2 separate regions of the Mus musculus genome follow, and region 1 is linked to region 2. A link is a loop called in an ENCODE intact Hi-C map of the cell type or tissue named here. Cell type or tissue: left cerebral cortex. All regions are shown on one strand. Links, peaks and the distances in the headings refer to the core of each region. The heading gives the core; the rest is flanking DNA. Region 1 holds the start of Morf4l1 (mortality factor 4 like 1). Region 2 holds the start of Syncrip (synaptotagmin binding, cytoplasmic RNA interacting protein).

The links. Peaks named below come from ENCODE experiments on the same cell type or tissue, not always from the same donor. Only the 100,000 strongest peaks of a DNase experiment are listed, where the experiment ranks them.
Region 1: it touches region 2 in a loop (7-fold over the local background); 2 of 42 quality-filtered maps call a loop at or near these places.

What each region holds. Positions count from the first base shown.
Region 1 is chr9:90,112,189-90,115,082 of GRCm38, reverse strand. It overlaps Morf4l1 (mortality factor 4 like 1), which reads left to right and starts at 263. Exons shown (of 12, transcript NM_024431.3): 1 at 263-547. The coding sequence starts at 508. In left cerebral cortex, for the core only: a CTCF peak has its summit at 1,196; DNase peaks (open chromatin) are centred at 345, 1,190 and 1,803; H3K4me3 peaks cover 2,236 bases; H3K27ac peaks cover 1,696 bases.
Region 2 is chr9:88,479,993-88,482,886 of GRCm38, reverse strand. It overlaps Syncrip (synaptotagmin binding, cytoplasmic RNA interacting protein), which reads left to right and starts at 490. Exons shown (of 11, transcript NM_019666.2): 1 at 490-831; 2 at 2,122-2,281. The coding sequence starts at 2,134. In left cerebral cortex, for the core only: no CTCF peak of the experiment used is centred there; DNase peaks (open chromatin) are centred at 888 and 1,594; H3K4me3 peaks cover 2,176 bases; H3K27ac peaks cover 1,235 bases.

The sequences.
Region 1 (2,894 bases), core at 192-2,691, 1.6 Mb before region 2:
TTTACCTGGCTTCATTTCCTATCTAAGCATCTGCCCCCCTTGAGTTTTTCCCATCCTTTCGTCACTAGCTAGTGATTTACTTATTCCTTCCTCTTTGTCACCTACAGAAAATAAAAATCTGGGTTTTAACAAGCCTCTGGGGTCTGGATACTTAGAGGGCTGGGGTTGGGGACAGGGGCGGTGGTGGATCGCGGGCGTGGGGGGGGGGCAATTGTCTCCCACTCCCCTCCCCCACCCTGCTGGCGTCATCCGAGGTCGAACTACCAATCCCGGCATGCCTCTGGGCGGCACGGGCGCAGGCTTGTGTGCGTAGCGGTTAGCCGTTGGCTGAGGCGGCGGCTGCGCGGGTCGCGGTGCTGTGAGGTCAGGCGGCGCTGGCAAATCGCGCCCAGGATGTAGAGCTGGCTGTGGCCGACGGCGCGTCTGACGCTGAGTTGGGTGGGGTAGAGAGTAGGGGGCGGTAGTCGGGGGTGGTGGGAGAAGGAGGAGGCGGCGAATCACTTATAAATGGCGCCCAAGCAGGACCCTAAGCCGAAATTCCAGGAGGGTGAGTGTGCCGCTTTGGGGAGAGGCATCTAACGGTGCACGGGAGAGAGGCTGACTCAGGGCGCTGGAGGTTTGGGGGTCGGGGTCGGCGGGGCTTGCGGCCGGGGGAAACCGTGCAGGCCTTGCTTTGTAAGGGGGAAAGGCGCACTGCGGAGGGTAATCTCAGTGCGTCATCCGCGACAGTGCTCGGTGGCGCGAAAGCGAGCCCCCGGCCACGGCCAGGGCCGAGGGCATCTCCGTGCGTGTGGCAGAGCCTCGGCGCTTGTTTGTTTGTTTTTCCGAGAGCGGAGAAAGTCTATTGAAGGGAGGTGCCCGGCGGGCGGGTGAGCGATGGCGACGGCGACGGTTGGGAGGTGATGTGGCGTGGGGGAGGGGAGCAGCGGCAGCGCATCCTCCCCGCTTAGCTCTCGGCCGCGGGCCGCGCGGGCGACTGTGGGCCGAAGGTTCGAGGCTGTTGGACAAACGAGCGGCTCTGTCTCGGCGTTGTGTGGAGTTCTGCTGTTGGGAGGACAGGGGATGGGGGGTGGGCTGTGCGCCCCGCGGCGGGAGAACTGCGTTGTAAGATGGCCGCGGCAAGATGGCCGCGCCATCATGGCTGCCGGCGTCTCGCAGCTTACACGCAGCTTCGGGCCAGATGCAGCGCCCCCTGGCACGGCGATCACGCGCAGACCAGTTCCTCCTCTTGCCTCTGAGTGATGGGTGGGGACAGAAAAAAAAATAAAACTGGAGCCGCCCGAGCGAGTTCCTAGGCTTGCTGTTGCCTGAGGGCATCGTTTTGCTGTTTTTGGAGCTGTGCGCCAGGGCCCTTTAAGTACTCTGTGCTCTGCCGAGCGGTTCTCGTGGAAACAGTTTTTAGTTCCTCCTTAGGGCGTTTCCATCTTGAGATGCATGGCCTCTTTGTCATTTTTAAATACAGTAGTTGCTTGACTGGTTGTAGTAGTATTCGATTTTAATGGCGATTTGAAAGCTAACGCTTATTAGTTGGCTTTGACTGAGAACGTTGCTGATGAACGGTTACTGCTAATGGAAAGCAGTTACTCGGTTCTCACAACTCATCTGTCGAGGTGATTTACTGATATACTAAAGGAAATAAAACTATAAGCATAAAAAGGAACACTTTAAACTTGTTACTGCCAGATACGGCCGTCTGTGTTTATCATCATACATGCTGGGTCCAGGCGCTTGCGTAACTCCTGTTCTAGGATGTTTAACCAGTAAAGTGCCAGACTTTTAAAAGTCTCAAGTTCCAAATCGAAACGTTTTAATTAATCGATGTACAAGGACAGGCGGATCTCTGAGTTTGAGGCCATTCTGGTCTACTTAGAGCTTTTCAGGACATCCAGAACTATACAGAGAAACTCTTGTGTGTGTATGGGGAACGGGGTGTTGCTCTATACCCAGTGGAGGTTCAGGGAGTGTGGAGACCTGCGCAGGTGGATGGATCTCTGTTAGCTCATTGTCCAGTCAGCCCATGGGTGAGCTACAGCTAAAGTAATCGACCATCTCAAAAACTAGTGTGAAGAGTTAGCTACTATGGAAGACACTGAGCTGGCTGGTCCTCACTTGTAGATAGTGTAAGATGGTGTACACTGTAGTTTTGCCAACTCTGCGAAACAGTTGGTTTCCTTTGTAATTTGATGTTTTATGTAGCAGAGCATGCCAAGAGGCCCATAGATTTCTGATTGTCAGAGCACAAAAGCTTAAATCCTTGGTTGATGTTAGAAACTAGAAATCAAGAATGGTTGATAATAACCCAGAGAACATCTAGAAAGGAAACAGTGTTGATGGGATTATTTTGAAATCTTGGTAGAATTTTGATAGTGAAAGGTGGTAACTTTCCATTTTGTTGATGTTTGTGTTGCATTATTTTATGTGTGTGAGTATCCTCAGAAGCCAGAAGGCGGCATTGGATTTCCAGGAACTGGGCCTGCTGGGAATAGAAATGCTTCTCAGTTCCTTGTGTGTGTGTGTGTGTGGTGGTGGTGGTGGTGGTGGTGGTGGTGGTGTGTTCTTAAAAAATTCATCAGCCCAGGGCAAGATTTTTGTCATTTGAGAGTAGAGTGGATCTGAGGATGGAGAACTGCCTTCTTAATTTGTCCTTTCCACTTGTTAGACTGATGTACATCAGTTAGTTAGTTGTGTGTGTGTGTAAATTTTCATTATTCAAAGAGCCTTACTTAGTGTAGTTTTTAGCTGAAGCAGCCAATTTTAAAAAGGTATTTCAGATTAGTTTAAAAGATAACCTGGAGTGAAATCAGTAATCACAGATCTGAGCTTAGTGCTTCTGTTTAATAGTAGCATGTTCTACCCATTTATTTGGGTCTTAGCTTTGGACTGTTGGAAAAGAA
Region 2 (2,894 bases), core at 294-2,793:
CCAGCCCCGGCAGAGCGGGCAGCCAACGTCGGGCACCCTCGGAGCCCAGGCCGGCGGTGGGGCGGTGGGGGGCGGGGAGGGCGGGGTGGGGATATGCTTGTCTCCTGACAAAGAACGAGTGGGACACGCCGAGCCGGCGGCCCCGCCCGCGGAGCGAGAGGGAGTGTCCGCACAGAGGGCGGGTCTCTCATTCACTCGGCCCCTCGCTGTCGCCGCGGCGGAAGGGCGGGGTCTCTCCCCCCCCCCCGACCGGGAGTTAGGGGCGGGGCGAGAGGCGGGGCTCGCGGGCGCGCGTCCCGCGGCGTCGTCTGCGTCGTCACGTCAGCGCGGGAGAGAGAAAGAGCGACTCGGCAGGGACTGGGGACGGGGCCGAGAGAGAGCTAGCGAGGGAGGGCGTGAAGCCAGAGAGAGCCAGAGAGGAAGAAGGGCGGCCACTCGTGTGTGAGCGGCCGCGGACGGGAGTGGGGAAGCTGGGGGAGGAGGTGCAGGGAAGGAAGGACGAAGGCTGAGAGGACAGGGCGGCTAGCGGCCGGCGGAGGTGGCGAGGGGAGAAGGAGGAGCTGTCGGAGGGCAGGGGCTGAGCTGAGGGAGTGAGGGAGAGAAGCGGACGCGCCAGGGAGGGGAGGGAAGGGGGGTCACGCGGGGGCGCGCGCGCACCGGGAGCGCGCTCGGAGGCGAGTGGAACTGGATCGGGTTTGCTGCCAGCGGCGTGAGCTTCGGCCGCCATTTTACAACAGCTCCACTCGCGCCGGACACAGGGAGCAGCGAGCACGCGTTCCCCGCCAGCCGACCCGGTCGGACAGGATTCCTCGGCCCCAGCCCCGCGGGGAGGTAACGACCGCGGGCCCCCGGGTCCGGGAGGGGAGCTCCGTGACATTGTGGAGGGTGCTTGGGGGAGGGCGGCGCGGGGAGAAACCGGCTTTTCTGGAAAATGGATTCCAAGGGGGAGAGAAGAGCACGTTGGCCGGGGCTGCCGGAGAGTAGGCCGCGGCCGCGCCGCCACTTCCTCCTCTCCCCATGTGCAGCCGCGGCTGGGCTTTGTCTGCGGCGCTCCGGGAGGAGGCGCCTCGACAGCCCGATGGCCCGCGCGGAGCGCGAGCGGCGGACTTGGTGCTGTCGTGGCCGGCGGCGCGGGAGTGGGCGGAGAGGCGCGGGGTGCTGTCCCGCGACCGGCCGGCGGGCTTGGGCGGTGCTCGGCTCCCGCGGGCGTGTGCTTGGCGGCGGAACGCCCTCCCCGCGCGGGCTGTCGGCCTCGGCGCCGCAGCCACTGCACCGAGGGGTGCGGGAGGCTGGGGGTCGCGGGCGCCCGGGAGCGCCCGGGGCGGAGAGCCATGTGTCACGGCGGAGACGGCAGCGCTGGGGGGCGGGGAAAGCCCGTGGCCTGGCGCCGCGGCGGCCTCAGTGTTGAGGGGCGAGATGGTGCGGTTGCACGGTTCAGGGGGCTCGCACCGCGACTGCGGGTTGATGTTGGGAGGCGGTGATGACCGTCTTGGCCCGGTACTCGGTGGGTTTCCGTTGAAGGAAGTTGTAGGACATTTGAAGGCGCAGAGCACGTGTTTCTAATGGGTTCCTGGCGGCCGCAGTGGCGAGGCTGCCGCTCCGGGTGCGGAGTCGGGGGCGGGCTTTGGGGTGTGGGGGTGAAGGGTGGAGGAATTGGGTGGTGGGAAGGTGGCTTGTGTGAGCGCTTTGTTCTTCGCTGGCTGTTGTTACTGATCTATAAGCGGCAGGCGGGAAAAGCGCACTTTCTGGTTTACCTTGGAGAGAGACAAGCCCAGCGTTGCTTGCTTCACACACCTTATTCTCCGTTTTGGAACTGCTGCATGTGGCAGGCTGGGCCGGTCGCTGTGCTGATTGGGCTTCATTTGTAATAAGGTTTTTCTCAGTGAGTGTTAGCAGGTGAAGTCAGGGGTGGTGCTCAGGAAGAATCTAGTGAATCGGTCCTTCTGTACCCGAGCTCCAAAATCTGGCTTGTCAGGCGATAGTGATTTTAAGGTTTCTTTCAAGGGAGGTTCAGGCTGGCTGGTTGTAGTTAAGTGGTAGAGAAAGTAAAGATTGGGACTGTCATTGTCCTCTATTCTGTTTGAAGATCCTAGTTTAATTTTGCTTATTGCGTTTGAACAGATCTCTGGAAACATGGCTACAGAACATGTTAATGGAAATGGTACTGAAGAGCCCATGGATACTACTTCAGCAGTTATCCATTCAGAAAATTTTCAGACATTGCTTGATGCTGGTTTACCACAGAAAGTTGCTGAAAAACTAGATGAAATTTACGTTGCAGGTAAGAACTAACACTTGCAAAATAACATTATGAAATTTTTCTATTGGATTTCTGGCTTTGAGCTAAAATAGCAACTTTTTGTGGTTTCCAATAAACGTGGGAACTGGAGCTTTGCCTTGTTCTGATAGTTGGTTAATTTAGGTTTGAGCTTAGAGGTTAAAGTGTAGAGGGAGGGCTGAAATGGGGGAATAGACCTCCCTAGGGGAAGGCTGTCTGGCCTGATGGATAGTATATGATAGTAGCAACAGCTGCTAAATGTTGAGAGGAGCCCATGTGACTTTTTGAGGTATTTTTATAGCAGGATTCTTGTTTAATAACTTGGTAACTGTAGGCTAGTTCTTGTCTTTCTTGGTGTGGTGGTTCCTTTTTCTAGTGGTTCTTGACTTTGAGGAGAGGTTCAGTTGTTACACTTGGTGTTGTGTTGGTTGACTTTAGGATTTGTAGGCCTATATATTTACTGTAGAAATATTGCAGTGTTCAGGACTACTTGGACACAAAAACAGGATATAATACGTTGACTCCTTTCTGTGTGGTTAAGAGGACTTTAGTATGTTTTTCATTATGTAGATAAGGGGAGGGCAAGGAGGGTAGAATCATTGTCATATGTGTACCT